Regions from separate parts of the Homo sapiens genome. Here region 1 is linked to region 2. The links are chromatin loops, found by intact Hi-C in ENCODE. Cell type or tissue: heart right ventricle. All regions are shown on one strand. Links, peaks and the distances in the headings refer to the core of each region. The heading gives the core; the rest is flanking DNA. Region 1 holds the start of LOC105376137 (a long non-coding RNA gene). Region 2 overlaps SEMA4D (semaphorin 4D).

The links. Hi-C counts contacts between places; a loop is a spot of excess contacts. Peaks named below come from ENCODE experiments on the same cell type or tissue, not always from the same donor. Only the 100,000 strongest peaks of a DNase experiment are listed, where the experiment ranks them.
Region 1: a loop joins it to region 2, with 1.9 times the contacts of the local background. A loop is called at or near these places in 3 of 110 quality-filtered maps.

What each region holds. Positions count from the first base shown.
Region 1 is chr9:89,510,671-89,524,331 of GRCh38, reverse strand. LOC105376137 (a long non-coding RNA gene) reads right to left here and starts at 235. Exons shown (of 3, transcript XR_930102.3): 1 at 1-235. RefSeq lists enhancers at 1,202-1,311, 1,452-1,531. In heart right ventricle, for the core only: no CTCF peak of the experiment used is centred there; no DNase peak of the experiment used is centred there.
Region 2 is chr9:89,397,236-89,414,082 of GRCh38, reverse strand. SEMA4D (semaphorin 4D) reads left to right here. Exons shown (of 16, transcript NM_001371194.2): 3 at 8,384-8,732; 4 at 11,067-11,212; 5 at 14,745-14,807. The coding sequence starts at 8,627. Among named protein-coding and RNA genes, the nearest start is that of SECISBP2, 87 kb to the right of the region's middle. RefSeq lists enhancers at 7,391-7,490, 7,501-7,550, 7,039-7,859, 8,091-8,260, 7,860-8,681 and 5 more. In heart right ventricle, for the core only: no CTCF peak of the experiment used is centred there; DNase peaks (open chromatin) are centred at 5,207 and 8,092; H3K4me3 peaks cover 510 bases; H3K27ac peaks cover 901 bases.

The DNA.
Region 1 (13,661 bases), core at 4,609-12,608, 110 kb before region 2:
TTGACTGTCCAAAAGCCTCCCTACCCTTTGCTCTTGGCTGACACGGGAAGACCCTCAGCCCAGGATGCAGCCCAGAAGGAAAGGGCAGAATAAGCTGCTTCCCCAAATCCTTCCTTCTAGCACACCTCCCTCTGCAACCCACAGAGCCCAATGGGCCGCTTTCAACCTCCTCCTATCTGTCTGTCTGGGACCTATGTGGAGGTGACACCCTCCAGCTGTCCTTCCTGTCTCTGCTGACAGATGAGATCATCAGTGAAAGGAATGAAAACATGGGCTTAGGTTGGTTGAAAAGGAATAAATATGTCTGTGTAAAGTATCACTTAGGCTGATTTTTGTAAAAATATTTCCATAAAAGTGATTTTGGCAACAAATATGAGAACGCCCATCTCAGAGGGGCTTCAATAATTGTGACACTTACGGATGCCACAGAAGTGGCCTGGACATGGAAAGTCAGAGCTGGCGCCATTGCTCAATGATGTCCTCCAAGCCAGGCATGGCCTGCCCTTCAGTTTTCACTCTCAGCACAAGAGCTTTAGGGCCATACACTGCTTACCTCCTGGTTACAAAATAGCTATGAGAGCTCCAGGCATCACGTGAGCATCCCAAACCAGAAGGAAGCCATAGGGAAAAAGACCTGGAGGCTTCAGCTGACTTCTGTTTACCTCTCCACGTGCAGAATAGGGTTCTGTGCCACCCCATAACAATCGGTAGCAAAGGGAAGGGGGTTGCTACAGCTAAATAGCTTAAACCAAAGGGACTGCAGGACGCCTAGTTTCTCTGAGATCAAGGGCTCTTTGCCTGCAACTTTAATGCAAAATTGGATTCTTTTGGCAGGAAAGGAAATGAGGAAATTCCATTAAATAGGAAAAGGACAGTGTCTTCCATGAGTATAATCAGGGGATTCCAGATGTTAGACTGGCTTCCTATTTCAGGCAAGGTCTGTGTTTGGAATTCTAAATAAAGTCAAGTCACAATTATCTCTGGAATTAGACAAAGAAAGAGCATGAATAAATGACCAGTAAAGCTAATTGTACCCCAACATTCCAACCCCTTATCCCATTATTCCATTGGCATCCCCATCTCTTATTATATATTTTTTTGAAATCTAATAACAAAGAAAAATGATCTGATGAATATCTACCCAGGAGCTACTCAACAGAATCCTGCTGAGTCACTGACCACCTCCATGTCCTCACCTGCTATCATGCTAGAGTGAGGATGATCAGGTGGATGGACCCAAGGCCAGCAGCAGGACAAGGAGTGAGCCAGCCAGGGCCTGAGTGATTGACTAGCTACGCTAAGAGCTCCAGCAGTTCAGGGAAGTAGTTCCAGTCACTGCAGGTGGTCAAAAATTTTCCTCACTGAGTCTACGAGTTTCACAGGTCTTGGATTTCTTTTGACATTGGGGAGAATTGCACATCATCCATAGGCTGCAGACTTTCTTCCTTTCCTTGCGTGACCATCCTGTGAAAGCTTGCTGGCCTGCACTTGTGTTTCACAGCACTTCTCAGATGGCCCTGTGGTGAGGTATTTGTGTCCATGCCCTGCTAAACGCTGAGCCCCTGGGAAGGGCCTGCACACATCAGTGTGCTCCACACACTGGACATGAATGGGACACACGTCTACCCCTCTGAAGCTGCTCCGTTAACTGGCTCGAAGCCTGCAGACTTTGTTTCCAAGCCATAGGGTTTTACTCCTGGTGCAGGATGAGTAGTTCTTGCAGGCCTCTGACTCTTCTACAAAGAGGAAGTGCCTAAGCTGGGGCAAAGGCAAACCACTTCCTGCACCTGAAAAGCACTGCCACGAAACAGCACTGAGGTCACCGGAGAAGTCACCAAGTCTAAAACACTCTTTTCTGCTCCCACCCTGTAAACGTCTCCATGATTCCTGCCACTCCCCTCCTCTCTCTCTGACCCCTTCAACCCTACGACTCAACAAAGACTACTGAGTGCCTGCCATGCATAAGACACTGAATTCAGTCTGAGCAGGAGGCAGGCCAGGGTGAGAAACACCCGCCTGTCTCCCGTGGGCCACACCCCCTGCAGACTGAGGCATCACTTTGGGCTCAGTCTCAGCCACTTTTTACTTGAAAATGTTATTTTCCAGATCGTTGTTCCTTTTATCTCCAGTAGTTAGAATCATGGAACATCTTTCAGCCAAAATATTGGACACCTCAGCAACACATCCAGAATTTCTATAAGTTTTTTTTTTTTTTTTTTTGAGATGGAGTCTTGCTCTGTCACCGAGGCTGGAGTGCAACAGCATGATTACAGCTCACCGCAACCTCTGCCTCCCAGGTTCAAGTGATTCTCCTGCACCAGCCTCCCGAGTAGCTGGGATTACAGGCATGCACCACCACACCCAGCTAATTTTGTATTTCAGTAGAGATGGGATTTCACCAGGTTGGTCAGGCTGGCCTCGAGTTCCTGACCTCAGGTGATCCACCTGCCTCGGTCTCCCAAAGTGCTGCGATTACAGGCGTGAGCCATCGCACCCAGCCTATAATTTTCTTTTTTATAATTTCTATTTCTTCATTGATATCCTCCATTCAGTGAAACAGTATTTTATACTTTGCTTTGGTTCTTTAAACATATATATATATATATATATATATAGTTTTTTGGGTTTTTTTTGTTTGTTTTTTGAGATAGGGTCTTGCTCTGTCACCCAGGCTAGAGTGCTGTGGTGCAATCATAGCTCACTGCAGCCTCAAAGTCTTGGGTGCAAGCAATCACAAAATTCAGGGCCTGCCTCAGCCTCCTGAGTAGCTGGGACTACCGCCACACACCATGCCTGGCTCATTTTTAAGTATTTTGTAGAGATGGGGTCTCTTGAACTCCCAGGCTCAAGCAATCCTCCTGACTCAGCCTCCCAAAGTGCTGGGATTACAGTAAACATATTTTAAATAGCTGACCTAAAATCTTTGTCTAGTAAGTTTGGCCAATACCTGGGCTTCCCCAGGAACAGTTTCTACTGTCTGCTTTTTCCCCTGCATCTGACAACAGTCATCCTTTCTTGTTTCTTTGCATATTTTTTTTTTTTTGAGACGGAGTCTCGCCCTGTCACCCAGGCTGGAGTGTAGTGGCCTGATCTCAGCTGACTGCAAGCTCTACCTCCCAGGTTCACGCCATTCTCCTGCCTCAGCCTCCCTAGTAGCTGGGACTACAGGTGCCTGCCACCATGCCTGGCTAATTTTTTGTATTTTTAGTAGAGACGGGGTTTCACCGTGTTAGCCAGGATGGTCTCGATCTCCTGACCTCATGATCTGCCTGCCTCAGCCTCCCAAAGTGCTGAGATTACAGGCGTGAGCCACCGCGCCCAGCCTCTTTGCATATTTCTTAACTTTTTGCTGAAAACTGGCATTTTAAATAATGAAACGTGACAACTTTGGAAATCAGATTCTCCCCACTACCCAGGGTTTGTTGTTGTTGTTGTTGTTATTTGTTCAGAGACCTTTCTGAGTTAGTTGTGTGAAGCCTGCACTCTTTGTCATGTGTGGCCACTGAAGTTTCTCCTCAGTTAGCACAGTAGTCAGCTAGCAATTGGACAGAGATTTCCTTAAATGCCTGTATGATGGTTAATTTTCAGTAACAACTTGACCAGGCTAAGGGATGCCCAAAAAGCTGGTAAAACCTTATTTCTGGGTGTGTCTATGAGAACGTTTCCAGGAGAAATTCGCATTTGAATCAGTAGACTGAGTAAAGAAGTTCAACCTTGCGGTGGTTTAAATGTGTCCCCCCAAAAAGCATATGTTAGACATTTAAGCCCCAGTGCACCCCAGTGTTGACAGGTGGGATTTTTACAGGGTGATTAGGCCATGAGGGCTCTGTTCTCATGGATGGATTAATTTGGTTATCATAGGAGTGGGGTCCTGACAAAAGGATTCTCTCTCTTGCCTGCTCTTGCCATTCTGTGCTCTGGCACGGGATGACACAGCAGGAAAACCCTCACCAGAGGTGGGCCCCTTGATCCTGAACCTCCCAGTCTCCAGAACGGTAGAAAGTAAATGTCTGTTCTTTATTAATTACTCAATTGCAGGTATTCTGTTGTATAGCAACACAAAACAGACTAAGACAAGCCTTCATCAATGTGTGTGGGCACCATCTAATCCACTGACGGTGATTTTTGTCCAGATAGAACAAAAAAGCGAGGAAGGGTAAATTTGCTCCCTCTGCATGAGCTGAGACATCTATTTCTTCCTGCCTGCGAACATCAGCACTCCCAGTTTTTGGAGCTATGGAATTGGAGTGGGACTGACAGCACTGGCTCCCTGGGTTCTCAGGCCTCTGGATTTGGACTGAATGATGCTGTGGAATTACACCACTGGCTGGCTCTCCAGCTTGCAGACAAGTAGATCATGGAACTTTTTAGCTTCCATAATTGGGTGAAACAATCCATCATATATCTATCTATCTATCTATCTATCTATCTATCTATCTATCTATCTATCTATCTATCCTATTGGTTCTATTTCTCTGGAAAATCCTGACTAATGCAGCCTGAAGCCAGTATGTCCCCTGATCTTTGCAACAGGGCTCTGTGTATGTGTGTCTGGCATGCCTTCAACATTCAGTCAGCCAGTTAATTGCCAACTCTGCTTTGGCCTTCACTTCCTGCTGGCACAGGGCCTCAAGGTCAGCCAGAGGTGACAGCTCTGGGCCTTCTTAGGTCTTTCCTGAGCCTGCGCACACCTCTGAGCATGGGCACAGCCTTATGCATGCACTGCAAATCACCCCAAGCTAGTAGCTTAAGACAACACCATTGTATCATATGACATTTCACAATTGTAGGGTCAGGAATGTGAGGAGGACTAAGCTGTGTGAGTTGCTGTATAGGGTGTTTCATGTGGTGATAGTCAGATATCAGTGGGGCTGGAGTCATCAGAAGGCTTGACTGGGCCAGCCATCCGGTGACTCACCCACCTGGATGGACACTGATGCTGGCTGCCAGCTGGTAGCCCGGGGTTGTTGAATGGATCCTCTCCATGTAGCCTTTTGCTGCAGCCTGGGCTTCCCATGGCATGGTGGGCTGAGGAGGCTCAGGCTTCTTATTTGGTGGCTCAGATCTCCAAGAATGAGGGCTTCAGCAAGCCCCGCAGGAGGGAGCTGTCAGCCTTTGATGACCTGGCCTTTGAAGTCACAGGCACCATTTGGTTGTACTCTTTGTTGGTTGGTACTCTTGGTTAAAGCAGTCTGAAAACCTCCTTTTGCTTCTCATGCCACCCTGGGGGCTTTCCTGGGACATGCCCCGGCTGCATGAGGACTGAACCATCAGCTCGTGAGAAGTGAAGATTTTAGTCCAGGAGGGCAGGGCCTTCTAGAGTTTGCTTCTTGACCTGTTGCAGACACACAGTTGAGCCCTCCCAGATCTGGTGAAGGGAACAAAACTCACTCCCTGCCCAAGTTCCTGTTCTGGCCTAGTTTCTCTGCATCCCTGAGGCTACAGTTTCCAAGAAGGCCAATTCTTTCCAAAACCAGACTCAAGGCTGCATTTAACACCAAGGGCTTTCAGTTATTTCTGTGCATCTGACAATCTGGAGACCCCTTCCTTCCCCCTCCCCAGAAAGGAATCGGGTTAAGATTTGCCAAGACTCAACAAAGCACAAAAAGGAAGTGATCTCTCTGTGAAAGGTCTCACTCAGGTGCTGGGCTGTACCATCTCCCAGCTCCAGGCCCACCCTCATGTACAGACAATCAGGGGTGGGAGAGTGGCTGTGCCTCGCACTAAGGACAGATGTGCTAGGGCCTCACCTGTCACCCTCCTGGCAGGGGTCACCAGGCTTTCTTGAAGTCTCCTCAAGCTGAGATTCACACTCATTTTCCAAAGGTCTAGCAGCAGATATGCAAAGATCAACTACGTGCTTGTCAGGAACAGGTAGCATTTTCTGCTGTCAAGGGCAAAAAGATACTATCCCGAGGGCTGGTATCCCAGGAGGCAGAGGATCCAAGATACAGCCATCTCTCCTTCCTCCAAGCCTGTGCTGTGTGTTGCGCCCTTACCCGGATGGCATGGAGGCAGTCTCTGACCTCCCCTACCCTCCCTGCCCCTCTTCACATTTCCTTCCCAGGCACCCGACCACAGGCATGGAGGCTAAAGGCCCTTGATGGACATCAGTGAGCCTTCAGCACCTTGAACACAGTCCGTTATCATAGTGATGCATCTGCAGCCCCTCTGGGGTGTCAAGGGCACTGGGGCCACAGACAGCAGCCCTGCAAGGTGTGTAGGCTGCTGTTCCTGCCCAGGACAAAGAGACAGCCTCCAGGCCCCCAACCTTCTGTTCATGGAGATGATCTACTTTGCTTGTTTTAGATGTTGGGACGCACATGTTTTGTTTGTTAAAAAAAAAAAAAAAAAAAAAAAAGCCTGGCTAAAAAAGGCTTAAAGACACATATGTGGCCCATAAGCGTATGAAAAGATGCTCAATATCACTAATCATTAAGAAAATGCATATCAAAAACCACAATGAGATACCATCTCACACCAGTCACAATGGTTATTATTAAAAAGTCAGAAAATAACAGATACTGGTGAGGTTGTGGAGAAAAGGAAAGGCTTACACACTGCTGTTAGGAATGTAGATTAGTTTGGCCACTGTGGAAAGCAGTCTGGTGCATTCTCAAAGAACCTACAATAGAAGTATCATTTGACCCGGCAATTCCGTTACCCAAAGAACCATAAATGATTCTGCCATGAAGACACATGCACCTGTATGTTCACTGCAGCACTCTTCACAATAACAAAGACATGGAATCGACCCAGATACTCATCAGTGGTGGACTGGATAAAGCAAATGTGGCACATACACATAATGCTACACAGCTATTAAAAAAAAACAACAACAACGAGATCATGGCTTTTGCAGCAACATGGATAGAACTGGAGGCCATCATCCTAAGTGAATTAACACAAGAAGAGAAAATCAAATACCACTTGTTCTCACTTATAAGCAGGGGCAGGTGCATCAGCTCACACCTGTAATACCAGCATTTCCATAGGCCAAGGTGGGCAGATGGCTTGAGCTCAGAAGTTCAAGACCAGCCTGGGCAACATGGAAAAATGCTATCTCTACAAAAATTATGAAAATTAACCAGGCTGGATGGCCTGTTCCTGTAGTTCTAGTAACTTGGGAAGCTGCAGTGGGAGGATGGCTCGAACCTGGGAGGTGGAGGTTACAGTGAGTCGAGATTGTGCCACTGCATTTCAGCCTGGGCAACAGAGCCAGACCCTGTCTAAATAAATAAATAAATAAATAAATAAATAAATAAATGGAAGATAAACGTTGAGTACACATGGACACAAAGAAGGGAACAATAGACACTGGGACCTATTTGAGGGTGGAGGGTGGAAGGAGGTTGAGGGCTGAAAAACTACCTATCCTATACTATGCTTATTACCTGGGTGGCAAAATAATCTATACACCAAACCCTCATGACATGTAATTCACCCATATCGCAAACTCACGCATGTGCCCCCTGAACCTAAAATAAAAATCGGAAAGAAATAAGTTAAATTAAAACTTTTTTTAAAAAAATCAAATTAAAAATTTTAAAAAATAAAAGGAAAATATGTCCCAGATAACAAGCATGCATCCTAGTGGACCCCCAGGGGCACGATTCCTTAACCAAGGCTTGGCCTCACTGACTGGGCTTTCTTTCTTCCAGTGCTTGGGGTTCCTGTGGGGAAGACAGTTGTAGGTGAGGGCCCATGCCCACCCCCGCAGTCAGCTCTGGGCTTACTCCCTGGCCCTTCTCAAGGCGCCTTCTCCACCACAGTCTCTCTCTCCTCTCCTCATCCCACTCTTTCATCCCTGAAAGTGTCAAAGCCTCTTAGGGCATTTGGTCCAGAGAAGCCGAGAGCAGCCCGAGGGCTGGGATGAGGGTGGAGACGAAGAACCAGAGCTGAGTGGTCTTCATCTCTCCTTCCTCCAAGCCTGTGGCAGGTGGCTTGCTGTGTGTTGCGCCCTTACCTGGGTGGCATGGAGGCAGTCTCTGACCTCCCCTACCCCCCCTGCCCCTTTTCAGGTTTCCTTCCCAGGCACCCGACCACAGGCATGGAGGCTAAAGGCCCTTGATGGACATCAGTGAGCCTTCAGCACCTTGAACACAGTCTGTTAGCATGGTGATGCGTCTGCAGCCCCCCTGGGGTGTCAAGGGCACTGGGGCCACAGACAGCAGCCCTGCAAGGTGTGTAGGCTGCTGTTCCTGCCCAGGACAAAGAGTGGGAGCCCCAGGCCAGGCCACCCAGAACCCCATCTCTCCCGCTCCTTCCTCACTGGCTGGTGAGATGCAAGCCACAAGCCGAGAGACTAGATGCTCACCTCCTTCTGTCCAGCCATCCCCCGCCCCTGGTGCTCCTAGAACATCCGTCAGCCCTATTCTGTTCCCAAACATCCTTCTTCTCTCATTTGGCCACCACCTACATCCAAAGACAGTAGTAGTAAGATTCAAGCTCAGATACTTTTAGAAGTACCAGCACTATTGAAGACCTGAGCCCTAAAGAAATTAGAAATTCTCACAGTGGAGTGGCAAGCACCGTGGTGGGGAAGAGGCCTTCCTGGTGCCCCTAAAATTTGCTGCTCCAAAGCCAGTTCTGTCATTGAGACCAATTGCTACTCCATGAGTCCACTGGCGCTGAGCCACTTGGGCAGAAGGTTCCCTGGCAGCCTCCCACCAAGGTTTCTCAGCCCCAGTCAGCGCTGAGGATGAAGAGGAAATGTTTTTCCAGATCAAGGATTTTGTATTATGATATTAGAAAGAGTAAGTCACCAGCCTGGTGCAGTGACTCACACCTATAATCCCATTGCTTTTGGAGGCCAAGGCAGATGGATCGCTTGAACACAGAATTTCAAGATCAGCCTGGGCAACATAGCAAGACGTCATCATTACAAAAAATTAAAAAATCAGCCGGGCATACTGGCTTGTGCCTGTAGTCCAAGCTACTTGGGAGGCTGAGGTAGGAGGATCACTTGAGCCCAGGAGGTGGAGGCTGTAATGAGCTGTGATCACGCCACTGCACTGCAGCCTGGGTGACAGAATGAGACCCTGTCTCTAAAAACAAAAACAAAAAGAAAGAGTTAGTCACAAGCAGCACAAGCAGTGGTCCATTTATAGGGCAGCCATGGCCCTTCATCACGGTCTGTCATTCATCCAGCCTTTTAGGAACAGCAGATGCCTTTGGATATCCGAGGGGGAGGGGCAGGGAGAACCAAGAGACATGATTGTAACGTGGGCTAGCTGCTGTTTCACACAATTTAATGAAAGTGAGAGTCGATAATTGCACAAGGAAAATAAAAGTGTAAAACATATGAATACGTTCACAAAAAAGCATGCTTTTTACAAACCACCAATGAATCTATTTTCTGCTCTGAAAGGCAAAGCAATAAATTACTTCAAGTTGACACTGACAAAGGGGACCAGTACCACATGTGGTAGCATCATGGGGATCCTCTCTGCCTCAGGGCTGAAGTCAGGTTGTGGGGGCGGGCAGCATGAAAACCTGACCCCAATATGTGGGCATCCTGGAGTGGGGCCAGTATGCAACCCCACAACGGAGGCTCACCCTTTATCTCTCCTGGAAAATACATTTCGACTGAGGGATTCTGTCTTTCTCTCTTAACTGGGTTTTTCCAGCACAATCTTTTGCTGCATTCTGTATCTGCTGCAGTGAATAGAGACACCATTGCATCCCTAATAAAAAAAATACCAGTAGGCTTTGTCAAGGCCCACTTTTTCCTGGCTCCACTTCACTCTCCAACCTTGAGCTGCCAATGGTCCCTCGGTCCTAATACCATTAGCACATGGCTACGATGCTGGAGCTTTGCAAACCACTTTACTTAATGAAGAAGGAACCACAGCTTTCTGCTTAGCAGGAGCAGCGTAGCATGGAATGAGTCCACTCTGTCCACGTGAAATGCTTTCAAGAAGAGGACTTTTTCCTTCCGATTCACTTAGAGCCTTTGAAATGAAATATAGGGACTTCAATTTTCCCTCTGAGTTGAAGAGGAATGGGCTGGGCCTGGGGAGCTTCTTTATTAAATATTGTTATATTATGGAGCAAGAATATTGTGAGGGTTTCCCACTTGTGCCTTACCATTGCTTTTGTGTTACCCACTGCTGGCACCAGAGAAAATAGCCATTTTTCTGAACTTGACATTATATAAGAAGATTTCAAATATCGTATTCCACACCAAAACCCTGTCCATATTAAGTCTGGCTGAAGCACATTCGTCTCTCTTTTGGCTGATACGATTTCCTGCAGGTTCACCTAGTGTGATGGTTTGAACAGATTGTGGCAACAGATGGAAAAAATAACCATCTGATTTTGACATAATGCTAAGAAATAGATTTGATGAGCAATAATTAGAAGAAGCCATACACAGTCAGAGAAGACAATGTCAAAACAGTGAGATTTACTATAGGTCAGAAGAGGCTTAAACACAGAATGGGAAGAAAAAAGAAACTCCTATAAGAGAGTGTGGAAAATGAATTCTGAAATAGAGAAAACACCTATTTCCAAGGCTGTGCTGTCTTTCTAGGAGATTGTGTGCTAATTTGTAACCCTCGGGCTCCCAAGAAATCCTTGAGCTAGGCATATTAACCATGTTCATAAAGTCTGTAAAACGAGATAGGGAAATGCCCCAAGGTGCATACATGTGTGATTACAATGATGACAGCAACACAAGAGTCTAAGAAACACTCACCTCTGTGCGGTAGCCTGTCAGGGCGAGTGGAGGCTGAGCTGGCGGGGGCTGCAGGAGGCTGCTCGGCACTGGTCATCTCTGTCCTTCAGACGGGTGTTTGCTGTATTCATTTTCAGTTCTTTTCAACACACCATGAAAAAGTTTCAATATTGAAACACGGTGTTGAACCCAGTGTAGGGCCCACAGTAAGCACTTAGTCGGAACACTGTGTCTTTAGACATCATTAGGTGTCTGCAGTGAGATGATTGTCCTGGTAACCTGTAAATGAATGGATGTTTGAAGCCTCCTAAACTCTTCCAGACTTTTAAGAAGACCTTGTTTCAGTGCCCGTGGCTCCAGGATCTGGACTGAGCCTGGACGGAGCCAAGCTGGGAGGAGGAAGGAGCTGAGATGCACCCAAAGGCACAGAGGGAGAATGTCTCCAGGTACAGGAGTCTCTTGATTTATATGAGCTTGGAGCCCAAGACTCCTATTTTTAAAGTATGATGGAGGGTGATAACTATTATAAGTAAACAAATAGATCTCCATTTTCACCTGGCAGGCAAAAGCTTCCAGTCATTAAACAGTATTAGGTATATTGAATTTAATTATAAACACAAGGATGCCATCTATATTATGTCTAAAGAAGAATACACAGAAACCATGAACATAAATACAAGAACCCCTATTTTAAAAACTTTTAAACTTCCTAAGTGGTCCAGTTGCTCTAGTGGGCGTGTGGGGGCTAGCGTGAGCTCCATCAGGGATGCAGAACCACAAGGTGTGATGCCTACCGCAGTTCCAAGCCTGTGGAAGGCTACTGTCTCAGAAGCCTGGGGCAGCGTCAGGAAGGGGACATGGGTATAAAGAGGGTGAGGACAAGTCACATCCCCAAGGTGGGCTGGTTTGCAGCGTGTGCTCCTTAGCTCTGAGCCGCCAACCTCGATGATGATCCATGTGTCCTGCGGGAGAAGGGGACACCCTTATCTCAGAATGAATTATGCACCCGGCCCAGGGGAAGGAGAAGCTTGGGGTGGAGGGATCTGGCTATTTCTGGAGCAGCCACAGGCCCAGCCACTGCCCACCCCAGCCTGTGCACCAGCAGACCAGCCAAGACATGTGAGCTGCAGTAGCATCTAGTGGACCTGGCCCCGCCTTCCAAGCATAAAAGAAACATTTCTGTGCTTCCCTTCTGCCTTACAAATAGCATGGTCCACGCTAACTCTGAACAATGTGGGGAAGCTTCACTAAGGTGACTCCATAGCAGTCCACCAAATTGCTCCATTCCACAGTTTGCTGGTGCCCAGCCCAACAGCCATCTCCCCCTCACCTCCATACCTTCACCCAACCCGCAGCCTTCAACCTGCACCACACTCCCGCATACACCTAGGTCCAGGAGCCGTTTCCTATGGCGAGCAGACCTACAAGCCCAAAGGCTGAGGGAGGCTGTCTTGGACCATTCCTGACACCAAAATAAACACAGGAGACTGGGGAATGTATAAAGAATAGAAATTTATTTCTCAAAGTTCTGGAGGCTGGGAAGTCCCAGATCAAGGTGCTGGCAGGCTGGGCATCTGTGAAGGTTGTTCTCTGCTTTCTAGAGGGCACCTCATTGCTGCATCCTCACAAAGGCAAAAGGGAGGAACGCTTGTCCTCACATGGCAGAGAGATGGAAGAGGGCGAACCCACTCCCTCAAGCCCTTTTAGAAGGGCCCTGGTCCCATCCAAGCGGGCTCAGCCTTCACAACTTCATCACCTCTCAAAGGATCCACTTCTTAATACCACAACATTGGCAGTAAAGTTTCAACATATGAATTTGGGGGGATATTTTCAGACCATAGCATAGGCCAACCCAGCCACCCAAATCAGCCAACCCAGGTCTTTATTTTTAAACATCAACAGATAACCAAGAATTACTGGACACTTGGGAAAACTCATAAGGAGAGAGAGGAACTTGCCAAAGAGGCAGAATATCCGACCAGGAAGAAACTCTTGATAACTGCAGGAACAGAAGAGCAATTCACGTAATTCCAACTAGTTTCCTCAGACATCAGGGAAAGAGTTGAAACCATAAAGAGAACCAATGCCATTTAAAGTATTAAGTCTTAAAGGAGAAGTGTCCTGATGTCTGATGTCTGCAGTCGGACTGTATTTTTTAAAATGAGATGGATTAATAGCTGGGTGCATAGATCACCAGGTGCACAGATGTGGGATAAAGCAAGTGTAGCCACCTGCTAATTGGGGAATTAGTGGTGGGTATCCAGGCATTCACCAACCAATTGTTGCACCATTTCTGTTTGGAAATTTCCCTAGTAAAATGTTTGTGGAGGGGAATGAGCACTCTGGAGAATGGGAGAAGAGATGACAGTAGTTGAAAGATGTCAACACAATTTTGGAAGTTAAAAAGCAGATGGATATGTGGTTCTGACTTAGCAGACCAGAGAGAGCTAAGTGCCTGGAGGGCAAGGGCCGAGAATCCAGATAGTCTTGTGCAGGACTCAGAGAAGCCTCGAAATTGGAGGTCTCTGAAGGTGGAGATGAGGTGGAGACCAAAAGTGAGAAAACTGGGTGAAAAGCTAAGCATCAAAGAGACTTCCTCGTCCATTTCCTATTGTGTGCAGCCAGGTACAAGCTGTTACTTTCTGTCTTCAGAGATGCCAGGGACAGGGGAGGGCAGAGGCCTGGCAGTGAAAATGTATCACGGTAGACAAGGAAACCCTCCAGCCCCGTGCCCATCTCAGCCTGAGAACACGGCAGCCAGGCAGATCCCCACCCGTCTCTCACCCCTCTCCAGACAGGAGAATGGAGGATTCTTTCCCAGGGAAATGTACAGCCAAGGAGAAAAGATTTATTGATATAGAAAGTCAGGTGCCAAAGAAGTATCTGGTCCCTGCCCAAACACTCTGCAGTGAAGTTCTCAATGAGCGATCAGTAATCAGCAGCTCCTACTTGCTTTTGAGTGTGTAGCCAGGATCACCATGGG
Region 2 (16,847 bases), core at 4,904-12,903:
GATCCCAGGAAGGAGCCGAGACACGGGTGACTGGACAGTCCCCAGATGGCATTTTGGTTCATGGTTCCTGCCTTACAGGACACTTGCCAGCAGTCACTATTCACATCTAAGATGCAACACTAGATCAGAATGTATGTTCTGCAACAGAGTGACACATGCACAGATGCACATATACACACATGCACACACAGATGCGCACATACATGTCTGCGTACACATACACAGATGCGCACACAGATGCATGCACGTATGTGCACATATAGCTGTGCACACATACATGTATATGCATACACAGATACATATGTATGGATATATGTACACAGGCAGACATGCACAGGTGCACACATACATTATACACACACATACACAGATGCCCATGCATACACATATGTATACACATGCAGAGATCCAAGCAGATGCACATGCACTCACACAGGTGTACATATGTATGCACACAGACATACACATGCATGTGCAGACATGCAGACATACACATGTACACAACACACCTGTACAGATGTGTACAAATGTACAAACATGGATAGGTGCACATATCTATGCGGGTTCATGTGCACACATACAGAAATACAGATGCACATGCGTGCACATACACAGATGCATACACACAGATGTACATGTGTCCACATATATATATACATACACGCAGACATGTATGCACAGTGGTTGCTGGGTACTCCCATTTTCTCTGCTGTGATCTCCTGCCTTGATTTGAAGACCCCTGGGGGTGGGAGAGCTGCCTTCTGACAAGTACTGACAGGCAAAAGAGTGTGGGGCTCAGAGCCCCCTTGGAGTTCCATTCTGCTGACATTTAAAGTGGGCTCGTGCACCCTCATGAACAGCCCCAATTACGTGTAAGTAATGAGAGTGACATTTCACAACCCTGTCTTTCTAATGGGCTCCTGTGTCAAGTCATTCTTTCTGAATGCAAAGGGCAGCAATTTCACACTGTCAGGGCAAAATGCACATGCATACAGCTCAGCTCCCAGCGGGATACCTTTGCTTCTCAGAAATGGCGAAGAAAGCCAGCAAAATGGCCTTTTTCTCCTTTTGTTTTAATTTAACTATTTAGAGTGAGGTCCTTAATGTAACACCCATCAATGATTATGGAGCCACTGTTCTGAAAGAACTCGCAGGGCCGGCAGATCTGTGTGAGTTGTGGTGTGTGCTTTGCTTAAAGCAACTTTAAAATTATATGAAACAATGCATTCTTGTTGAAAAAGGAAAAAAAAACCCTCCAGTGTCACAAAGAAAATGTGCAGCCCCCTCCCCCTCCCTGGGAGGAGCAGTATGTGGCATGGGGTCTGTCCTGACCTTTGGCTACTCATGTGGACTGTTTTAAAGGCCATTTGAGAAGAGCAGCAGGGCCTGATTTATGCCATCGAGAATCTGGTGTCTGCTGATGAGATCAATACACTGCAGACCTGGATATAAATCCGTGCCAGGAAGCCTGGTGGTCAATCATTGTTCTCAGGGCAGGGCCTGGAAGCCAGGTGGGGGTGCCCGTGCCCTGCTGAGCTCTACATGGCAGTGTCTGGATTGGTCCAAGGTAAAAGCAATTAAGAAAAAGGTTTCTTTTCAACATAACCAGTTTGAGTAACCGCATAAACAGCACCAGTCCTGACAGTCCTTCGTAACCATTTAAAGCCACACAGGAGAACCTGCTGGCTTCCACCTGGGCACCTGCTGACACTCCTGGAAATACCTTCTCTCAGCCACATTCGTTTGGGGATGGCTTTGCCATCCCTGGGTTTGGTCGTGGATACTATTACAAGATTTGTTTTCAATCTCTCTTCACTGGCGATTTTGTTTTGTGGAACTTTCTACTCTTGGCTCCTTACCTTTGTCCTCTCCGGGTCTGGCCCTAGTCTTCTCACTGGGATGTTTGTGTTTCTCCTGTTCTACCTCAACTAAGTCAGGGAGGCGTTTTTAGGTCCTTAGGCCAAGTGCTATGAAAACAATACCACAGAGGGGGATGGAGTGTGGGGGTCAGGGGAGGCAAAGGGTGACTGTGGGATGGAGCCAGCCACCAGCAGCTCCTGGGGGTAGAACAGTCTGGAAGAGGGAGCAGCAAGTGCCAAGGCTGCAAGGCAGCCTGAGACGGGTGGGGTGCATCGGAGGGAGGGGGCAGGAGTGGAGTGGAAGAGGCTGGCCACATTAGGTGCTGGCATTCTGCATTAAATCCTGTGCCACTGCCCAGCACTTCGGCTTTGCGGTGAACAATCCTATTTTTACAGCGTGTTTGAGCCCCCAGATCTGGCTGCCCTAGGGACCCAGGCTCTGCACAGAGTCAGCTCACTCTTCCCGTCCTTGGGAGCCTCCCTTCAGGGGGTCATGTCTTCTGCTTCTGGATCCACTGGGCTGCTTTCCCCAGGCTGTGAGGAACCAGAACATGGATGTCTTTTTAAGGTTAATTCATTTTATGAGAGTAATTAATGCAGGTAATTTTAAAGTGAAGTAGTTCTTCTTTAACTTGAGAGAGGAAGCAGCACTTGCTTGTCTTGTCCCTTTGTCCCTTCCCTGCTGCCCTGAGACACTGAGTTTCAACTATTTTCACTATTTTGGTATTTTCCTTCAAATTAGATATGCCTACATTTCCTGACTTTCCCATCTTAGATGTTGTGTTATGATGGAAGACAGGATTGTGTTCTCTGACTCTTGTCCCCTCCCTTTCCCTCTCTTTCTTCCCCCAGACCTCCAGTGGAGTTAGTTGTAATTTTTGTAATGGGGGCTATGCAACTGGGCAGTGATAAGTACACTCTGGTTACATTTCCATTCATGGGTCACTCTTGCTTCCCTGGGGTTAATAACTTCATTTTCTAATCTGTGTATCTGTTCTAATTCATCTTCAGACTCTTTGCCAGAGCCTTAAAATGCATTTCTGAGAACAAAGCCACAGATGCAATCAGTAATCCACTGTGCCTTCTCCTGCCCCGCCCCATTGGAGCCTCTGCCTGCTCCCCAGCTCCCCGCTCTCTCTGCCTCTCCTCCACTCGCTTCCTAAGAAAGAAGACCTGGGAAGCAGCTCCCTTGTTTTGGTGGAGCAAATCCTGCAGTAGCTTTCTGAGAAAGAAGCTGAGGGAGGTAAAACATTTGAGAACTTGTAGGTTTGAAGCAGTGTTCTGTACTGCACTCATACTGATTGATAATTTGACTAGATGGGGAATTCTAGGTATGAAGTCATCTTCCCTGGGATTCAAAGGCGTTGCTTTGCTGCCTCCAGTGGGGCACTCAGAGGTAATTTCTTTGTGGCCTGTTTCTTTCTGGAAGCCTCATGTAACCCTCCTTTCAGGATGATGTGTCTGGTGTGGGCGGGTTCCTTTCATTCACTGTGCTCCTGGGCGCTGTTATTCCGAAAGCTCAGGTCCTTCTGTTCTAGTTATTTTCTTTTTATTACTGCTTTAATAATTCCTCATTTTTTTTCCCGGAGCTCCTGCCAGTTCATGTGGGACTCCTGAATGGATCGTCCAGTTGTCTGTTCCCCTTTTTTTCATCTCTGCTACGTGTGTAACTTCTAGGAAACCTCTTTAGTTTACTTTCCAGCCTTTCATTTCTTTCACCACATTTTACTTTTAAGCTTGCTTCCATTTTCCAGGTTGTGTTTCTTTGTGACTTCTTCCAGGCCCTGGCTCAACTCTGGTCTGAAATTCAAATCAGTCAGCTCTGGTGGTGTGTGACAGGGTTGGTGGTAAACACAGCCACTGTTAAAAATTAAATATGTGGACTTAAAATGAAACAAATTATATTTAAAAAGGTAAAATACTCAGAACTCATTCCTTTCTAGTATCGTGTGCATTCTACTGTTATCTGTGTGGTTGCAGTTACTCGCCTCTTGTATCTGAGATGGCAGTGCCATGTGCTGGGTGCTGCTGTGCACCTCTCCCCAGTTCAGCGGCATCATTCTGGGAGCTCGAAAGCAGCATTTACACCACAGAAATCAGCGTGTGCTGCAAGCTGGGCACCCCCCACCTTACCCCACCGCCCACCCCCACTGCCCACCCCGTGGAGAGCCAGTTGTTACAGCTTGCCAGCACACCGTTGGTTACTGCTCACCTATTAATAGATTCCAAAGTCACCTCCCTCCTCCATTTTTATCCTTAAAGTTCATATCCTTTTAGAGTCATTTCATTGGGTTTCCAGAGAGAGTTGAAATAAATCTCTGTGTTCTCCCATCTCCTGGCTCTGGACTCTTAGCCTGGCCTGACCCCAGCATGCTTATTGGGATACGCAGAGGACTGATTGCAGTTGGGGGATCTAGATAGGAATTAGATCCCATGTAAACCATATCTCTCCAACAGTGATCCAGCATCTTTGGTATTTGACCCGAAATGAACTGGGCCTTGTGGGTCTTGCGTCTCTGCTCCTAGCCCTCCGGTGTGGGCACTTACTTCCTTAATGTGTCCAGGCCATGAACCCTCACAGAGGCTGCTTTTGTGACTGGCAAGGAACTCCTAGGCCTGTTCCTTGTTGTTACTGATTTTAATAGACTTTATTTTTTAGATCAACTTTAGGTTCATAGAAAAATTGAGAAGGTGGTACAGAGATTTCCCATATGCTCCTTCCCCACACATGCACAGCCCCCTCATTTTCAGAATCCCCCCACAGAGTGGTGCCTTTGCTACAGTCGGTGAACCCACATAGGTACCTTATCACCCGACATCTGTATCTGGACATTAGGATTGCCAGTTGGTGTTGTACATTCTGTAGGCTCGGACAAATGCATACTGACATGTGTCCACCGTGGTAGTATCCCTGCCAGCCTAGTTTCCCTGCCCTAAAAACCCTCTCTCTCCCCAGCCCCTGGGAACCACTGATCTTTTTACTGTCTTCATGGTTTTGCCTTTCCCAGAATGTCCTATAGTTGGGATCATGCAGTATGTACTTCTACAGATTGGCTTCTTTCTCTTTAATGATAAGCTTTTAAAGTTCCTCTGTGTCTTTTCATGGCCTAATGGCTTATTTATTTTTAATGCTGAGTAACGTTCCCCTGTCTGGATGTAGCGGTTTGTATACCCACTCGCCTGCCCCTGGGCTGTCTCCACGGCTGGCTTCCTGTGTGGTTGGCACGCCTTACCTCTGCAGGCTCCGCATCCGTCTTCAGAGCGCCTTCTCCCATCCCATGGCAGCTCATTGCTGTTTCTTTTGTGTGTATGGACCTTTGCCCAGCTGGGGGACATGCCACGAGAGAGGTTGTTTCTGCTTTATCCTTGCTGTGCACAGCTTGGCACTGGCTGGGACCTGGGTCTGGGTGTGGCTTGGAGGAGCCAATGTCAGTTCATTGGGTTTCACTGGGCTGGGACTGCAGCACATGGACCAGGCCACTGGTGTCCTTGCTGCATGCATGACAAGAACCCTTTCCAAGGCCCTGCCTGCCGCAGGCCTGCCTCCTCCTCCTCCTCTAGTGGCGCGGGAGCCAGTGTGAAGTCTCTCACAATGCGAGTGTGCAGTCCTCTTCTGCTTTAAGGGATGGGGCAGCCTGGCCACGTTGTCACTTCTGGCTCTCACTGGCTGTATGATGTTTGTCACATGGAACGGGAGAAAGGACGCATCCTTAAAATGCCAGGGGATCATTGCTCCAAAAGGAGGGGTAGCTGGTTTTTAATGGGAGCTTTTCTCTTGAGGGACTGTGGATAGCTTGTCACCACTGTTACCATCCTTTCTTATGTCTGTCATTGCATGCAATGAGGACTGAGAAGAGCAAGGGCAGCAGGACCCTGGAGGGGCATGGGATGTTTGTGGGTGCCAGGCCCTGGGCTGGTTGCTTCCACGCAGCCCCACTCCAGGGCGTGGGTTCTGTGGGGCCAGGACTTGTTTGTTCCAGGCTTAGCAGGAGCTCCATTCGTATTTGTCAGAGCAATAAACATTATTATTATCAGATGCTAATTGATTAGTTATATAGTAATATGATTTAGCAGATAATTCTCACAACTTTGTAGGCCAAGTAGGTCAACTTCTGTTTTGCAAACAAAAAGTGACACCATTATGGCAAGGAGCTGCAAATGTGCCTGGAATTCAGAAGATCTGAACCTATAATTTATTGAGTCTTCTTCATTGGGAGCCTATGTAGAAACCATTACTGGTTTGGGAGCTCAAAGTGGAGCAGCTTTTGGGAGCCACTCCTAATTACCAATCAGTTATACAGAGGAAAAGCCTCTCAGATGAATGAGACTGTGCAGTGGGATTTAGACCGGCAACTTCAGAACAGACACATCTGGAAATGTTCTAAGTGGTGTTGACAGGCAGGAGAGACAGCCGTTACACAGCCATGCAGAGGGGCCGAGCCCTGTGTGTTCAGGTGTAGCCAGGACAGTGCAGTGGAGGGAGTGTGGATGAGGAGCAGTTGGATGGAGGTAGAGTAGGGTTGTCCATGGCCTTGCTGGCCATGATGAAAATGTGGGCCTTATTCTGAGTGATGAGAAGGTGTTGAAACATTTCACATGGGGAAAGGATATGATCTGGATTTATGATAAGAGCATGACTTTGGCCACTGCTACTTTGTGGCAGTGGACTGGAGGGAGGTTGTGTCAGTTTGGAATGGTATTTGTTGGTAACAAAAATCTGCAAGCAAGTAATTTAAAGATTTTAATAATTTTATTAGCAAGTCTGCATAGACTCATAGCCTAGGGTCTCATAGGCTCTTGTGGGTTTCACTTGGCCATTCTTAGAATGAGACTTTTATCTTCATGTTGACAGCATGGCTGCCAGAGCTCCAGCCATCACATTCTAGTTCCAGGCAGCAGCAGGAAGAGAAGGACTGAGGGAATTGCTAGCTGAATCAGCCTCCTTTAAAGAGCTTTCCTGGAATTGCCATCTAATAAATTCCACATACAGTTTTTTTGGCCAGAACTCTCACCAGAGAAGCTGGGAGATATAGTGAGCTGGGCACACTGCCAACCCAAGTAACCTCGGAATTTTGTTAGCGAGGGTGCAGGAACATGGATGCTGGGGCAGGAAGCCAGTGATCTCTACCATGGAAGCAAGAGGCCAGGATGAGAGGTGAGCATTGCTCAGATGAGTGATGGTGGTGGAGATGGACAGGAGGAGACAAGCCCCAGATGTGTTTGAGGCTGAGCAGCAGCACCATCTATGGATTGGGGGTGGGGGTGGGGTTAGAGGTAGATGGGGTCGGCCCCTGACTGCTGGTGCTTTTTTTTAGGTGGGGACATGGACTGTAGGAATTGGCTGGAAGCAGAGTGAGGTTCTGTTTCGGCTGTGTCTGGCTGGGTGTGGAAGGCGGCATGTGGAGGTGGTAGGGAGGAGTGGGGTTCTAGAGTCTGGAGCTCAGGGGTGTGGTTGTTCCATGACCCTCACAGGACTCCTGGATAGAAGGGGGAGCAAGGGACTCAGGGATCCCAGGTTGCTGTTTTGAGTGAACTGTTTACAGAAGTGTAATGTGAAAGTGCCCAATCACTGGGTGCCCAGCTCAGGACATTCTCATAGAGTGAACCCAGGGGTGCAGCTGGCCCCAGATCAAGGTGCTAGACGCCCTTGGGCCAGTCCTGTGGCGGGTTACGCTGTGGGGCCCAGCAAAGGTACACCAGGACAGTAGCCATGCAGTCATCAGAGAATGTTGGGGACATGAGAGATGGGGCCAGGAGGCCTGTGCATGCCTCTCCCACCACCAGCCCCACAATTTCACTAAGCAGCATTAAGCCTGTTCTTTTACTAAGGGCTGTTTCTTACTGGGCAAATCAGAGTGAGTTACCACCATTTCTATGGTGCACAGACTTCTTTAAGTGAGACTGGAAGAGCTAGCAGGGTCCCATTTGGGGCAGGAGGTCAGACACTCCTGCGTGGTGAGGCCTCACGTGCGTGTGTTTCTACAGGTGTACATCCGTGCATGTGTGTGTGTACATATGTGTGCGCATATGTTGTGTGTGTGCATGTGTGTGCACTCACATGTACATCTTAGCTCTCTCTGCAGCCTCTGGTTTTTCTGGCCGTTTCCTCGCTGAGCGTTACAAAGGCAGAGTCTCTAAGGGAAACTGAAACCCGAGTTCTCTTCCTTCATTTTCATCTCATTACCAGCTGGACACAGCAGCCACACAGGAAGGAAGCTGGGCAGCCAGCCGGCCATGTGTGTCTGCCGGGTGCCCCACACCAGGTCCTCTCCATGTGTCTGTCCTGTGTTCTGGGCTGGTAGCTGGAGGAGCGGGAAGCACTGACTCCTGAAGACCCTGGCTTCGCTTTCCTGTGTCCGTTGGGCTGTCCACTTCTAAGACTCTCTTTGTCCCCCGCTGCCTTCCGTATTCCTCAGCAGATGGACCCGGGTGAGGATCCAGGGCAAGCAGAGGGGCTACAGAGCAGTGAGAAGCAGGTCATCACTCACCATGGGTCCTGCCTTTTCTTTCTCATGTCCTTCCAGCATTTCTTCTGAGGCCCTGAAGAAGTATCAAGTGGGCTTTGACATTGCGGTGGTGAGAGCGACCCCTCCTCACCTGGAGAACTGGGAAATGTGGATTCTCAGGGACCGCGCTGTTCACGAGCTCCAGGCTGTGCTGCTGGCCCTGGTCCTGGGGCGCTGAGCCGCATCTGCAATAGCACACCTGCCCGGCCACCTGCTGCCGTGAGCCTTTGCTGCTGAAGCCCCTGGGGTCGCCTCTACCTGATGAGGATGTGCACCCCCATTAGGGGGCTGCTCATGGCCCTTGCAGTGATGTTTGGGACAGCGATGGCATTTGCACCCATACCCCGGATCACCTGGGAGCACAGAGGTGAGTGACGAAACCTGCAGGGGTGCTGATGGCCTGGGATGGGGACCTCACTGCCTGGGATGCTGAGGTGGGTGGCTGGGGACGGGACAGGGACCCCACTTCCTGGAATGCTGAGGCGGGTGGCTGGGAACGGGACAGGGACTCCACTTCCTGAGATGCTGAGGTGAGTGGCTGAGGACGGGATGGGGACCCCACTTCCTGGGATGCTGAGGCGGGTGGCTGGGGATGGGATGGGGACCCCACTTCCTGGAATGCTGAGGCGGGTGGCTGGGGACAGGATGGGGACTCCACTTCCTGGGATGCTGAGGCGGGTGGCTGAGGATGGGATGGGGACCCCACTTCCTGGGATGCTGAGGTGAGTGGCTGAGGACGGGACGGGGACCCCACTTCCTGGGATGCTGAGGTGGGTGGCTGGCGATGGGATGGGGACCCCAATTCCTGGGATGCTGAGGCGGGTGACTGGGGATGGGATGGGGACTCCACTTCCTGGGATGCTGAGGCGGGTGGCTGAGGATGGGATGGGGACCCCACTTCCTGGGATGCTGAGGTGAGTGGCTGAGAACGGGACAGGGACCCCACTTCCTGGGATGCTGAGGTGGGTGGCTGAGAATGGGACAGGGACCCCACTTCCTGGGATGCTGCGGTGGGTGGCTGGGGACGGGATGGGGACCCCACTTCCTGGGATGCTGAGGTGAGTGGCTGAGGTCGGGATGGGGACTCCACTTCCTGGGATGCTGAGGCGGGTGGCTGGGGACGGGATGGGGACTCCACTTCCTGGGATGCTGAGGCGGGTGGCTGGGGACGGGACAGGAACTCCACTTCCTGGGATGCTCAGGCAGGTGGCTGAGGATGCTGGCATGTGATCTGTTGGATTCTCTGCTCTGAGAACTTTTGTCTGAGCAGACAGGCCTACTCAGCTGATCTAAGGGAGAGGCTGTGACAACTGTAGATACTCAGCAAGGCTCGTGCAGACCTCCTGATTTGGTTTCTGAATCTGGGGACCCCTGACAGGAAGCTTCCCTCCCTCGTACCTAGTAATGTTCGCGGCGTGCTGCCAAAGCACCCGCCCCACTGAGCGTCTGCTCCAGGCGCCTGAGAAGAACAGTGAGGCATCATAAGAATGCTCGTCCTACGTGCAGCTGAGCCTCATGCCAGCTACTTTCCTTTCCTGCTGTTTAGTTTTTTTTTAGTTATTTCTTCTCTTGGAGGATGTGTCTGGGGACCCGGGTTTCTGACTCAGTGGATTGAGAGCTTACACCCTGGGTCCTGAGCAAGGTGTTGCTTGCAGGTGGCTGAGAGCTGTCAGCAATATAGGCCATTGTTGTGCTGAGAGAGAGGACCTGCTGCCTGTGTGCATCTCTCTTCCACATGGGAAAATTAGAACAGAAAGTATGAACACCTGACTCTCTTTGTTTTTTCTCGAAGTCAGGGTCTGGCTCTGTTGCCCAGGCTAGAGTGCAGTGGGACAATCATAGCTTACTGCAGCCTCAATCTCCTGGACACAAGCAGTCGTCCCACCTTGGCCTCCCAAAGTGCTGGGGTTACAGGCGCCCGCCACCACACCTGGCCCACCTGACTCTTAAATAAAGCAGACTCTTGGTAATATGTAAAAAGCCAAGGTCAAAATGCTCAAATTGTTGTCAGGACAGTTGAAGAAACAGGTCCTAAAAAAAATAATGCTGATACATTTATATTATTCTTAAGCAGCTATTGCTCAAATCTTCATTTTCCTAAGTAGCTATTGATACAGTAACCTAATAAGCAAAGAGACGTCACTTGTTTCTCTGTCTATAAGTTTGTGGTGGTGATCACTGAGAATTGCATTCGTTGATGGATATATTCTCCAAAAGAAATTTTGTGAAGATTTTGAAGTAAAACATTCTTTTCCTGAATAAGAAAATCCTAAGTCATTGTATTCCTGTACACCTAATCTGTGGATGACAAGGCATGTAGACCAGAGTTGGGTGGGCAGAGGGTGGGAGCCATCACAGGAAGCATCTGGCAGAGCAGGGTTTGGGATTCTGGGATCTGAGGGAGCAGGAAGGGATGTCCGACTCACAGCTTCAAAGTGAGCACACTGGCTCCGGGCTTGAGCTCTAGGGCTGTGAGTGGTTCCCATGAGCACACCTGATGGCTACACTGTGGGTCTGGCGTTGACTGAGGCCACCTCCACTGTAGCAGTGCCTGTTGCAGCAACACATGGCCCTCGAGACATGACTGCACCCAGACGTGCTCATTGTCACTGAGACAGGGACCTAGGATGTGCTCAGGTTTAAAAATGCTTCCATCGCTCTTTTCTTCCTCCCACTCTGACCCTGCCCTTGCATCCCACAGAGGTGCACCTGGTGCAGTTTCATGAGCCAGACATCTACAACTACTCAGCCTTGCTGCTGAGCGAGGACAAGGACACCTTGTACATAGGTGCCCGGGAGGCGGTCTTCGCTGTGAACGCACTCAACATCTCCGAGAAGCAGCATGAGGTACGTCCTGGGCTCCCCTGCATGTCCACATAGCCCAGCTTGAGTGGGCAGCCTCTCCTGGCCCCACTGTGGGGCTGGGGGCTGACTTACCTGGAGCCTCCATTCTGTAGCTGTGACCATGCAGCCCCATCTTTGGGTGTCCACCAGCAGTTCACCCGGGGACCACCCTCTTTGCTTTTTTTTTTTTTGAACTTTTTATTATGAAAAAATCTCAAACATACCTATGAGCAGAGACAGCTATGCCATGAGCCCTGTGCCCACTGCAGCTTATGCAAGGCCGGGTGTTCAGTCTTGCCTACAGTACCCTCCACCTCCTGGGGCATTGAGGCAGATCCCGACACCACATTCTTCATCTGGGTATCTCTTACTGGAAAGGGCCCCTTGTCGTGCAAATAATCAAAAATAGCTTCTCCAAAATTTATATCATCATACATTCAGCCAGTGTTCATATTTCACCGACTCTTGTGGATGATGCTTGTTTAGTTGGTTCAAACGTTTAGTTTGAATCAGGTTGCAACCACGCTGTCCCAATCCATTGCAGCTGGTCACCCTGTCCATTCAGTCTCCGCTTCTAGGAGCCAGCCTCGGTTTCCTTCCTGAGAAAGCTACTCTGCACAGCCCATCCCATGTCCCACTCTTCACATTGCTCCTGATTCCTCGGTGTCTTTAAACATTTTAAAAAATCAAACCGAATTTAAAATTTGATTGTAGCTCACTGCAGCCTCAAACTCCTGGGCTCAAGTGATCCTCTTGCCTCAGCCTCCTGAGTAGCTGGGACTGTAAGTATGTGCCACCACACCCAGCCCCACTCATGGTGTCTTTAGCATGCACCTCTGTCTTCACATCCCCAGCTGGGTGTCAGATCCAGGCTCATCCCTCTCAGGGCTGTGAGGCGGGCTTCTCCATGGAGGCAGGTGTTCCTCCTCCTCAGTCTCGGTGGCCTTTGACCAGCGAAGTCTAGATGCTCTTCTCATCAAAGATTGCAAAACGCAATGTTCTGATTCTACCTCTCCTTCTCTACTTGTTAGCTGGAAATCGTATAAAAGGGGAAGTGCCCATCACCAGCTATTTTGGTCCGTAGAGGTCCCATTTCCTTTGGGAAATGCAGAATCGATGCTTGGAATCTTTGCCTTTATTTACCAGTTTTCAGAATAATGAGTTAATGAGTCAGTTTCCCCTCTGAAGGGCAAGAGTGAGTTTTTTGATTGATTTTTAGTGTCACAATGAAGTCATAGATTTAAAGATATTTGCTCTTCTTTGACCCATCACAGTGAAACACCTACCTCATGCTCAAATCGTCGCATCCATGGTCAACAGCAGCCTGTTTGGGTTGGCTCCTGAGACCTCGCGGTGTGGGGTTAGTTTTCTTGCTCTCTGGAATCTGTTCCAGGTTCACGCTGGACATTTTCTGCCCAGATCTCTTTTTGTTTTCATCTCCAGGGTCTAGCTTATTTCTCAATTTCTGTTTGACACATAAATGAGCTCTGAGCATTATGCTCTGAAAACAAGTATTTGGCTGGGTGCTGTGGCTCACGCATGTTATCCTAACACTGTGGGAGGTCGAGGTAGGCGGATTACTTGAGCTCAAGAGTTTGAGACCAGCCTGGGCAACATGGCGAAACCCTTTCTCTACAAAAACTGCAAAAAATAGCCAGGTGTGGTGGCTCAGGTCTTGGGAGTCTGAGGTGCTTGGAAGTCTGAAGTGGGAGGATCACTTGAGCCCAGGAGGTCGAGGCTGCAGTGAGCTGAGATCATGCCACTGCAGTCCAGCCTGGGCAACAGAGCGAGACCCTGTCTCAAAAAAACAAAAACAAAGTATTCAGCACTGTGAGGCACTCTGAGCAGAAAGATGTGGTGGTCTCACCTCACTCAGCTCTTACTCTTCGCGTGTCTGTTAAATTCTCTTCCTCTGAGCGCCTTCCTGACCACACAGGCTCACACTCGGTCTTGGGGGAATTGTGGACAGTGTGTTTGTGCTGGCCCCACAGGTGTTCAGTGAGAGCCAGACATTGCTCTGTTAATGACACCATGGTGGTCCCTCGGGGTTGGGGAGAGGCTTGGGGACCTCTTATACTTAAAAGAAAAAAATAAAGAGACCCCCGCCAAGCATCAGTGAAAATCCCTGCAAACGTGATCAAGAGTCTGTTGAAGTGTACGTTCCCTTGTCCTTATGCATTTCATGCGAGTTGACGAAATCATCTGTACTTTAAATGCTGAAGGAAGTGGCTATTTTAAATGAGACTCTGTTCCGCTTTTGTGTGCCCCTATCAGGACTTCCATTTCTATGAAATGACACTCCCTTAGTACTGTGTCTGCAGCCTGGGTGCTGTTCAGGAACTCACAGAGTTAGTTAGAAACCTAAAGTGGGGTTCCTCTCCTCATACTCTCCCTCCTAGAAGCCCTGTGTGCTTCCTAACCTCTGAGTCCTGACACCTGCTACAAGCCTTTTGGTGGAGAAAAATACATTGTTACTGGTTTCTTTTGCATCAGTTATGGAACATCACAGAGAGAGGGGGCATTTTGGGGAAGGTGAGGCAGAGATAGATATAGAAACCTTCCCTTTTGTCTTATGTTGCTTTCTATTCTGTGGGGGCTTTGGAGGGCAAGGGGCTAAGGCCCCCACCCCCTGGAAGTTTCTGATCACGAATTGTCCCTGGTTTGAAAGAAGAGGTGGTAGGAACATGGATCTTACTAAGATGGTGCCTGAGCTGAGCTGGTGGTGTTAGTTCATCACTTCCTCCTGCTGCCAACATGCAAGTTTAAGGAATCGTAAATCTCCCTTTCTACTGATACAGTGAATATTGTGGCTTTTTTTTTTAAACTGGACTGTAGAGTCACTTTTTTTTTTTTTTTTTTTTTTTTTTGAGACGGAGTCTTACTCTGTTGCCCAGGCACACGAGGCTGGAGTGCAGTGGTGCGATCTCGGCTTACTGCAACCTTCGCCTCCCGGGTTCAAGAGATTCTCCTGCCTCAGCCTCTCGAGTAGCTGGGATTACAGGCGCCCGCCACCACTCCCAGATAATTTTTGTATTTTTAGTAAAGATGGAGTTTCACCATGTTGGCCAGGCTGGTCTGGAACTCCTGACCTCAGGTGATCCGCCTGCCTCAGCCTCCCAAAGTGCTGGGATCACAGGTGTGAGCCACTGCGCCCGGCCTGTAGAGTCACTTTGAATGGATGGAAAAAAGCCCACTTTGATGTTTGAAAATACTTATGGTTTAGGTTTTTGAAAAATAATTTAATTTTCTCCACTTTCACGAGTTTGATTTTTGCTGCTGTTTTATGGTGAGTGATGGAACTTTTGGAGCTGGTCTTCCAGACTCCACTGGTTTCAGGATAAGGATCACAGTGAGGATGTTCATGAAGGCCCCAGGCTGCTCCCCTGCTCTCTGAACCTCCCTTGCAGTCTGAGAATTGATCATCTCAGGAGAAACCTCTAGGCTCTAAACTCTATCATGTGCTTTTAAAATTGTGCATTTTTATACTAGTATCTCTTTAAAAGAATATGCACTGATATGGACTCTATCCCAACAGGTGTATTGGAAGGTCTCAGAAGACAAAAAAGCAAAATGTGCAGAAAAGGGGAAATCAAAACAGGTAAATTTCTTTTGCAAGCTACAAAGAATCCCATTCAAGTATTTCTTGGTTGTTTTAATCTACTGAATGCCAGCATGCCTGCAGTGCAGGCCAGCCTTTTCTCCAGGCTCTGTTCATTCTGCTGGGCTTGGTTTTGTTGTGATGCGTCTTGGAGCTCATCCCTCTATTCCTGAGTATCAGGATTGGGTTTCTCAAAGCAGGTGCCAAACATATTTGGCCTTTGAGAAATACTTTTTTAAAGTTTATATGAATTGAATGTATTCAGATGGCCTGAAACTTTGACTACAGAACACTGGTGAATAGTGAAGCCCACTGGTGAATAGTGCAGAAATTCAGGGTTTGTTCTGCCTCCTTGCACCCAGAGGCCTTAGGCTTGGAGGAGTTGCTAGTCATGCAGTTTTTCTCAACCCCTTCGTTGGACTTGCGACAGAGATGCCCCATTTATTCGGCCTGCTGTGCTCAACCTCTTGCAGGAGGGAGCACATGAGTGAGCAAGTGTGGGATCTGGCCAGCTGTTTTGGGTGCCAGCAGGAGCAGGCTTTGTGTGAGCCCTGAGGGTGGCACCCAGGTTGGGGTGCCTGTGACCCCCGCAGCCCCAGAGGGTGCGTTACAGTGCTCTCTTATCTCTGTTCTCCATGGACAGTGGTGTGTTATAAGCTCAGTGGGCCCCTTTTCTCATTGTGTGGGACAGCTGTCCTCTGCCAGTGAGGGCAAAGGGCCAGTATGACAGCCTTTTTTGGGTACACACACTCAGGGTCCTGAGCTCTTGTCCGGCATCCAAGAAGAATGAGGTTGCATGGACACTTAAAGGATGGTGGAGTCAGAGAATTTTGTTTAGTGTTGGAAGTGGCTCTCAGCGGAGATGGGAGCTTGAGAGGGAACAGGACGAGCAAATAATCTTCCCTGAAGTCTGGCCAGCTCTGGCCGGCTCTTCTCCAAAGTTAAGCCATTTCTCCAAAATCCAGCCATCCCTCTGAAGTCAAGTCACCTCTCTCTAGTCCAGCACCTTCTCTTCTCTATCAACTGAGTCTGGGCTCTTATAGGCACAGGATGAGGGCAGGGTGGGCTGTGGGTAGTTTCGGAAAAGGCAACATCTGATTGTAAAAAGATGTTCAGAAAGAACCAATCGGGAGACGGCGGGCAAACAGGGATAGAAGTTCTCACTCTGGGCTGCGGGTTTTAGGCTTTTTGGCTCACATGTGGGGTTTTGCCAGGGACCTGCCCCTGTCTGCCTAGACTTTCTCTGGCTCCTTTCTCTATCACTGGGACTTTTGGATTCTTGGCACACGTCCGTCCCTTTGGTCCCTCAGGCCCCTCAGTGTGGTACTCATTCAGGGAGCCCTGGGCCGAATACTCATTCCCGTCTGCAGCTCTAGGTTACCCTCATCACCCTCTGAGCCATCATGTCCCTACCTGGCACTGGGCATTCTTCCTCAATGGTGGTCAAGACAAGCTGAGTTAAAGGCAAAAGAAGAAAGAAAACCCAAAGAAGTCTATGCTAAACTTTCTTAGCAAAATGCTAAACACTTGCACTGAAGTCTTTGTCTCTAAATCCAAAGTTAGATTAGGAAATGAGAGGAAAAGCAGGCGGTGCAGTGTAGCTCCGGTTTCCGGGGGTGTGCAGGTGGGTTGGGGTGAATAGTGAATTACTTCCAACCAGTCTAAAAAAGAGAACTCTCCTAATCTGGGATAATTTCAGACTATAGCACATGTAACGCAAGTACTTTTAGCCTAAAATAGTGGGTTCTGAAATGGTATCTTTGTTTTCCTGCTTGGGCCTTTCTGATGCCAAGCCGGGCTCCAGGCTCTCCTAGTGCAGCCACTCCCATGGGGGCTGGACTGGGACCCTGGGTTGGGTAGACCTAGTGTCGCTGTTCCTAGTTCTGTGCAAGTTGGAGGCAGGGTGGGGTCTCCAGAAACAGAGAGGAAATTCTGTAGGGTGGACACTTCTCCAGGCCTGGCAACAGAACAAGTGGTCCACGTACTTAGCAAGAGTAAAATATATTGCTTTCAACAGTGGGTGTCCCAGTAAGATTTGAG